Linked DNA regions of Homo sapiens: region 1 is linked to region 2. Evidence: read pairs that join two places in POLR2A ChIA-PET (ENCODE). Cell type or tissue: Panc1. All regions are shown on one strand. Links, peaks and the distances in the headings refer to the core of each region. The heading gives the core; the rest is flanking DNA. Region 1 overlaps CRPPA (CDP-L-ribitol pyrophosphorylase A). Region 2 overlaps LOC105375168 (a long non-coding RNA gene).

Evidence for each region. ChIA-PET counts read pairs that join two places held together with the same protein. Peaks named below come from ENCODE experiments on the same cell type or tissue, not always from the same donor. Only the 100,000 strongest peaks of a DNase experiment are listed, where the experiment ranks them.
Region 1: POLR2A ChIA-PET joins it to region 2 with 5 read pairs; 2 of 35 experiments call an interaction of 5 or more read pairs at or near these places.

Annotation. Positions count from the first base shown.
Region 1 is chr7:16,365,088-16,369,631 of GRCh38, forward strand. The region is part of intron 3 of CRPPA (CDP-L-ribitol pyrophosphorylase A); the gene reads right to left. Among named protein-coding and RNA genes, the nearest start is that of CRPPA, 54 kb to the right of the region's middle. In Panc1, for the core only: no CTCF peak of the experiment used is centred there; no DNase peak of the experiment used is centred there; H3K27ac peaks cover 549 bases.
Region 2 is chr7:16,422,540-16,426,797 of GRCh38, forward strand. LOC105375168 (a long non-coding RNA gene) reads left to right here. Exons shown (of 5, transcript XR_007060223.1): 2 at 441-498. Among named protein-coding and RNA genes, the nearest start is that of CRPPA, 3.1 kb to the left of the region's middle. In Panc1, for the core only: CTCF peaks have their summits at 468 and 668; no DNase peak of the experiment used is centred there.

The DNA of each region.
Region 1 (4,544 bases), core at 332-4,331, 57 kb before region 2:
CCTCATGGTCCTTTAACTGAGGACAGCAGCCAGAGTCTCTGATTTCTACCTATAGCTTCCTCTGGAGACAGAGAACCATGATACAGGTCATAGGATCTGGCTTCTCCCTGTGACTGAAGGAGCTAGGAGTTCACTGCCTCTGGGAGAAATGCTAACACAGAGGGAGATGTCAGATGAACTCTCAGTCTTAGAACAGGACATTGGAGGTAACAATACAACATTTTTGGATAAGCCTGTCTGGATATGTCCCCATGTGATGAAGTGACCAGCTGTGTTTGTGAAATAATGGCCAGATTTGTAATCATCATCTTACATCAGTACTTAAGCCTTGCCTAAGGCTCTATTTGCTAGGGAACCTGTGCTGAAACGATAATCTTGAAAGTAATTAACAGAAAATGAAACAATGTGGTAGTATCACAGGAGACAGTGAATAATGAACCCAGAAATAAATCTACATAAAGCAACATAATAGAGGCACAAATTAGTCAAAAAAATGGATGATTTTATAAATGATGTTGAAAAATCTCTCTTTATAAAGATGAAAAAGGCAGGTGCCCTGTATCAGAGAATATTTTAAATGACCTCCAAACAAACTTGAGGCCTAAGTGTGAAATGGAAAATAGAATAAAATACAACCATGATACGGACAAGAACTTAAACAAGACCTTCAACTCAAGATTTGGCCACAAAGTAATATATTAATGTATTAAAGACAACACTGACAAACAGATTCAAATATATTTGTAATGTGTAAGACCAAGAAAAAAATTGTACCTAGGATGTATACAAAACCCTACCACATCAACAAGAAAAAGATAAGACACCCAGAAGACAGTGGACAAAAAACATTAAAGCATATTGAAATGTTAGTAAGTGCTTTACTCCACTTAGACTGCTAAAACAAAATATCTCAGACTGCATAGTTTATAAAAAGAATTTATTGCTCATAATTCGAGAGGCTGGGAAGTCCAAGATCAAGGCTTCAGACCCTGTGTTTGATGAGGACCCATTCCTGATAGATAGCACCTTCTTGTTGCATCATCACTTGGCAGAAGGGGCAAACAAGCTCCCTCAGGCCTCTTTTCTAAGTGTACTAATCTCATTCATAAAGGCAGAGCCGTCATGATCTAATCACCTCCCAAAGGTGCCACCTCTCAATACTATCACCTTGGTGGTTAGGTTTCAACAGGAATTTTAGGGGAAACACAGACGTTCAGACCATAGCAATAAGTAACACAAACATGAACAAACATACAAAGCTGCATCCTCACTAGCAATGTAGTTCAATTAAAACACAAATCAATATACAGCCATCAAATTGACAAAAGCTAGAAAATTAAAGATCATTAAAAGCTACAGAAGATGTGGCTGAAACTATAACCACTGCTAACCTTATATAACTATATTTATTAGTCTTATAGAAACTCACAGAAACTTACAGAACTAGAATCACTTCTAAACTGCCATACATATGAACTGAAAACAGATAAAAGTAATTTATGCTTTTAGGCTAATGGTTGAGAATGAAATTTCTGGGGATAGCAAAGAGTATACTCAAAGAAGATCCCAGCCAAGTCACCAGATCATTTTTTCTACAGCTCTTCATAATTTTTCCAAAATGGAACCAAAGAAAATGACATGACTATATGAACCTACCTAGTAGAATAATTGAGAGAATTAAAAAAAAAAAGGCAAGAGGGAGAAAAATAAAAAAAAAAAAACATGGGAAATATGACAAATAGGAAGACGCATGACCGTGAAGAGATAAACACTTTCCAAGTCCATCACCAAGATTGTCAATTTACTTCCTCTGATGAAATACCATAAACATATAGATCATGTTTTCATTAATAACTGCGATGTGCCACTTTGGTACTGTGGTTTGCAACTGACTTGTGTAAGAAACAATGGTTTGCAAATACTTTCACTAAAGTAACAAGTCAGCTCTTTCTGACTCAAAGCTTCATCTTTAAATCCCTACTCATTTCTCTTTATAAATCATTTTTCTTCATATGTTCTTTCACTCACCCTCCTGAGGATCTTTTCATTCCTTGCCCCTTTCCTCAAATCTCCATTTGTCAAAATTTAAAAAAAAAACTTATGCCTTCTTATCTCTTTCTACTATACCCCTTGCTCCCTGTGCCCACTGTGCCCCCTATCCTAAAACTCAATGTGACATGAGGTTTCCCCTGAGGCTCTTCCTTATCTGCAAATCCAATCCAGGCACAACCGAACAACTAAGCAAAAACAGCCAGGGAGGAAGGCAGGAAAGGAGAAGAAATGGGGAACTACACTGTAAAAACTGAAATAAAACTTCTGAGAGTTGTAATGCTTGGTGAATATAAAGAAAAGACACTTCATAAAATTTCATCTTTTTGACTTGTTCCTGTTAACTCAGTATTTAAAACCCAAACTTGTTGACAGTACGAGATACAAGTCTTATTTATTCTAGCATGTGGGGTACATTGGTGAATATAAAGAAAAGACACTTCATAAAATTTCATCTTTTTGACTTGTTCCTGTTAACTCAGTATTTAAAGCCCAAACTTGTTGACAGTACGAGATACAAGTCTTATTTATTCTAGCATGTGGGGTACAGGCAGGCTATGAATTATGAATGGGAATTCCTGTCATATTTCTTTAATTTTATAGCTATTATATTCAGCTACCCACAGATAAGCGACGGGAATCTTTAAAAATGCGGGGAGGGGTTGTTTCAATTAAGTTAAACAGGCACTTAAAAAATACACCTTCTCAATCTCCATTATAAGATTAACACTTAAATATTACATGTCTCCATCGTCAAGTCTAAGAAATCAAAGCAAAAGGTACATAATTAACACCCCAGAGACTGATTCTGTCACTGGCTGAATCCTGCTGTATCTTTCATGAATTTTCATTCAAACCTAATTGACAAATTACCTTCTAAAATTCTCTATGTACAAAAACCTTGTGTTAGAATCAAGGCCAGGTCTCTGAACAATAAAATTCAGAATACCATCTGTGAGCATAACACCAATTTTCACAGGAAATGAATTTTAAAAAGCTTCTTTGTATAATAATTTATTATTTTTCCTCAAATTGCACAGAAAAGAATTTCACATTTGAAGATTCAATAAGAATCCACTGGACCAATCCGTGGGCTTTTCTTCATGTTCCTGAAGATCGCATAGTTTCCACTCTTGAAATTTGTATTATTCTTTTGTTATTTTCTTTAGAAATATTTTCCTTTAGCAAACTCCTAATGTGTCAGTAAAAATTCTCAAGGATGAAATAGTTTTCGTCTCCAATCTTAATAAAATAAAACTGAACAAATACCTAGTTACATGGAAAAGCCCAAGATTCTTTGAAAACAAACACATACGAATTTATGTATCTTAAGTAAAATACAATAGATTTTGACTTTTAAATTATCAATCCAGACATTGGCACTAGTAGCATTTTGGTTTTCACAAGTGCCATCAACCTTTCTGATTTTGTGTGTGCACTTACACTTACAAACAGGCATATATAGATTTTATATAGTTGTTATTACAACTTTATATATTAGTTTCTCAGTAACACTCTAACATCAACAATTTCATGATCAAATTCTGCAAAAATAATTTTTAGTGACCCTTTAAAGCTTCTATTAATAAATGTCACAATTTTATTGATCTCTAGAAATAAAGGTTCAGTAAAAATGACCACACTTATAAAAATGCTGCAAATCACCAACCTTACACACGGATCTTTGCCCATACTTCCAATAATTTTTCAGATGAATTTCTTAGAGATTTAAGGGGATTTCATTAATGTGTATGTACTTAATATATGCACATATATAACTCACATCAAATCTGTTTATATAACTGGCATTAGTGTTAACATATAAAATATGTGTCTACATATATGTATACACATGAAATTCATCCAGCAATATTTAAGAACCTAATCCATGCCATAAACTCTTCTAGGTGCTAGAAATGAGACTGAACAAGACAAAGTCCCTGTGTAGCAGGAAGAGCCACAGACAAAACCTCTCAGACACCAAGTTGTAGAAGGAAGGGCTTTATTCAGCTGGGAGCATCGGCAAGCTACTGCCTTAAAATCTGAGCTCCCCGAGTGCACAATTTCTGTTCATTTTAAGGGCTCCCAACACTAAAGATTTCACATGAAAGGGTCGTGACTGATTTGAGCAAGCAGGGGGTACATGACAGGGGCTGCATGCACTGGTGGTCAGAGAGAAACAGAACAGGGCAGGGAGTTTCACAATGTTCTTCTATACAATGTCTGGAATCTATGAATAACATTGGTTTCTAAGTTATGAGTTGATTTTTAACTACTGGGTTTAAGCCAGGCAGGCCCAGGCCTGGTTTCGGGCCTGGCACCAGGCTGCCTGTCTTTGGTTTTACTTCCTTGTTGTTTTTTCTTAAAACAGGTACTGAGTATAAAACAGTATAAAATAATATGAGACGGTCTTTCTCTTCCTTCACCTGCCCTCACAGAACTGAGGTTTTAATAGGAAAGATACACACCAAAAAAGATATATCAGGTAGTGATAT
Region 2 (4,258 bases), core at 1-4,000:
GTGGCTTATGATTAATAAAAAATAATCTTTTTAAACACTGGAAATGTTATCTAGTTGTAGTATTACAATTTTTATTTTTACCTGTTTTCTTGAGAGCATATAAAAATATGTTTTCTGCTTTTCCTTTTTGTTTAGTCTTATTGAAGGCATTCTTTCACTTTTGTTACTTTTATTATAATTAGCATTTAGGTCCTGTGCTAGTTGGTTTCTTAACTGAAAAGTGGGTGCCATAATATACTTCCTTGTAATTTTTATTGCTATCGTTCCTTTCTAATTTGATCTCGAGGTCTCTCTCTTACGAGTGGCCATAAGCCAGAACAGCCACTCTTCAGGAGAGCCCTGGCCCAGAGAGGAAAGCTAGGTTCTGGTGTGCAGGTGAGACGCCAGAGGAGGCAGCACACAAAACATGTGAAATAACAGGCGCATTTTATTACTTACAGATTCACCAGAGAATAAGCCTGATGGAAGTCTGGAGATAACAGGACTCCCAACCAGCAGGTGGGGTGCAAGAGAGAGGACCTGTGGGGCTGTGTTAAGGTCCAAAGGCTTTATCCCTTAGGCTTTCCAGAGGGGGTTGTGGATTGACTAGTTTAAAGAAAACACCAGCAAAGGGAGAACTTGACTCTGGTGTTGACCATTGGGTTTTATCATGGTTAGCAGCTGTTGGGTTTTTGGTCATGGAATGAGGAATAAGTGTTCTATATCACAGGGAGGGGAAGTTTTAAGTAGGCCACAGGTGACGTGATACAACTGGGTTTCAAACAGCTTATATCAGGCCTAAAAATGGATGCCCAGGCAGCAACTATATTAAACAAGTTTGGCACAATACTTGACTTCATAGCGCCACTACCACACCTGTATCAAGCATTTAAATATCTGTTGACTAACTGGGTGGATAAATAAATGAGTCTATCTATGAGAGCAGGAAGGCAAATCGAATTAGTATTTCTATTAATATTGATCTTTAAACCTCCCTTTTTAATCTAAAGGTGGAGTTGTTATAAAGGTATTCTTCCTTTACTTAATCTTGAGTGAAGAAAAGTAGAGTAATAAAGCTCTTGTTATACTAATTGCTATAGAATAATTTTATATAATTAAACATTGACAAATTTTAACTAGAATCTTAGTTTTGTTCTTAGAGCAGATATATCAATTTAGATCTTCCATGAATCCTTAGATCCTTAGATCTTATATACTGTATATTAACAATGTCTAGCAGACCAACTTGTAGAGAAAAAAGGGCACATTAAAGTATTCATTCATATACGTAGTATGAAGCAACATTTTTCTCTCTGTCCTTTTTATATAAATATAATTAGTTCCATGTTTTGCATACTTTGGGGTAACAGATGTAGCTTCCTTGTTACTTAATACCAAGTTATAGCAGCCACAATATGAGAATATCTTCTCTGCATCAGGCATGTGAAAGTACATACCCTGAAAAGTGAACTCCTCTGGGACCCATTGGTAATAACAATTCTAAGATATCACTTGAAGAGTTTAGAAAAAATAAACCCCAACTGAATCATGAGGCAGAGCATGCAGAGTTGGAAGTTCCTGGAGTGGTTTCCATTTTGAGCTTCCAAGTAGGCAAAATAATGACTCCCCAAAGATGCCCATGCTCTTATCTCCAGAAGCTATGAATATGTTACCTTACACTGCTAAAGAGACATTGCAGATGTGATTAAGTGAAGGATCTCAAGATGGAGGGGAGTAGCCTGGATTATCCAGGTGGGCCCTGTGTAATCTCTGGCATCCTTATAGGAGAGAGGTCAGAGTTAGAGAAGGAGGTATGAGGATGGAAGCAGCCATCAGAGTGCAGAGGGGTGGGAATGTAGGCAACCTCTAAAAGCTGGAAAAGGCAAGGAAACAGGTTTTTCTCTTAGAGCCTGCAGAATAATATAGCCCTGCCACCCCATTTTCAGATTTCTGATATCCAGAACTGTAAGATAACATACTTGAGTTGTTTTAAGCTGCTAAATCTGTGGTAATTTATTATAGCAGCAAGAGGAAACTAATACAGGCTTCACACTGAGGAAGATTCTCATTTGGACTATAATCTGCAAATGAAGTTATACGTAGTTAGAAATGCAGTAATATGATTGAAAAAATAAGGCACTGTTCATTCAACTTTATGTCTCGTTACTAGAACCCCAGTATTGACTTTTAAAATAAATCCTTTGTCTTGTGAATTTAAAAATGTATTATAAATGTTTAAAGCATAACTTTGTTAAATGTATACCACGATTTCATAACCTGGCTTTGGCATGCCTTTAATTTTTTAAAGTAGACTAAGTGTAGTTTTAGGTTCACAGCAAAATTGAGAGAAAGGTACAAAAATTTCCAATAGCTCCCTGCCCCACACATACATAGCCTCCCACATTATTAACATCTCCCACCAGAGTGGTACATTGGTTACAACTGATGAACCTACAGTGACACATCATTATAACCCACAGTCCCTAGTTTACGTTAGAGTTCACACTTGGTGTTGTACATTCATTCTATAGGATTGATAAATTTACAGTGATGTGTATCCACCATTACAGTATCATGCAGAGTAATTTCACTGCCCTAAAATCCTCTATCCTCTGTCTATTCATGCCTTCCTCTCCTCTAATCCCTGCCCAATCCCTGGCATCCAATTATCTTTTTACTGCCTCCATGCTTTTGCCTTTTCCAGAACATCATATAGTTGGAACCATACAGTATTCTTTTCAGATTGGCTTCTTTCACTTAGTAATATGCATTTAAGTTTTCTCCATATCTTTTCATGGCTTGACAGCTTCTTTCTCTTTAACACTGATTTTTTTTTTTTTTCTGGATGTACTGTGATGTATTTATTCACTCACCTACTGAAAGACATCTTGTTTGCTTCCAAGTTTTGGCAATTATGATTAAGCTGTAATAAACATCTCTGTGTAGGGTTTTTTTTAATTTTATTTTAAGTTCTGGGGTACATGTGCAGGATGTGCAGGTTTGTTACAAAGGTAAACGTATGCCATGGTGGTTTGCTGTACCTATCAACCCTTGACCTAGGTATTAAACCCAGCATGCATTAGCTATTTTTCCTAATGTTCTCCCTCCCCACTCCCCATCTCCCTACAGGTCCCGGTGTGGTTCCCCTCCCCGTGTTCTGATTATTCAGCTCTCACTTATAAGTGAGAACATGCGGTGTTTGGTTTTCTGTTCCTCTGTGCAGGTTTTTATGTGTACAAAAATTTTCAATTCCTTTGGGTAAATACCAAGGAGAAAGATTGCTGAATTGCACGGGCAAAAGTATGGTCAGTTTTGTAAGAAACGGCCAAACGGTCCTCCAAAATAGGTATACCATTTTGCATTCCCACCAGCAATGAATGAGAGTTTCTGTTGCTTCACATCCTCACCAGCATTTGGTGTGTCAGTGTTCTGGATGTTGGCCATTCTAATAGGTGTGTAGTGGTATCTCAGTGTTGATTTAATTTGTATTTATTTGATGACATATGATGTTGAGCATTGTTCATATGCGTATTTGTCATGTGTATCATATTTGGTGAGGTGTCAGAGTCTTTGGCCCACTTTTTAGTTGGGTCATTTGTGTTTTTATTGTTCAGTTTTGAGAGTTCTTTGTTTATTTTGAAGAACAATTTTTTATCTGATATTACTTTGGCAAATATTTTCTCTGTGGCTTGTCTTCTTATTCTCAACAGTGTCTTTTGCAGAGCAGAAATTTTTAGTGATAATGAAGTCCAGCTTATCAATTGTTTTTCATGGATCATGCCTTTGGTGGTGCTTTTAAAAAATGATCACCTAGGTTTTCTGCTATGCTATCTATTAGGAGTTTTATAGTTTTGTGGGTTTTTTTAGGTCGGTGATTCATTTAGGTCAGTGAGTTTTGAGTTAATTTTGTAAAGGGTATAAGGTTTGTCTAGATTATTTGTTGTTTTTGCATGTAGATATGCAGTTGTTGCAGCAACATTTGTTGAAAAGACTGTCTTCGCTTCATTTTGTTGCCTTTGCTCCTTTGTCAAAGATCAGTTGACTGTATTTATTTGAGTCTAATTCTGGTTTCTTTATAATGTTCCATTGATTCATTTGTACATCCTTTAGTCAATACCACACTGTCCTGATTACTGTAGCTTTTTATATGTCTTGAGATCCAGTAGTGTCTGTCTTCCAACTTTGTTCTTCTTCAATATCGTGTTGGCTATTCTGGGTCTCTTGCCTCTCCATATAAACTTAAAAATCAGTTTGTCAATGTCCACAAAATAACTTGCTG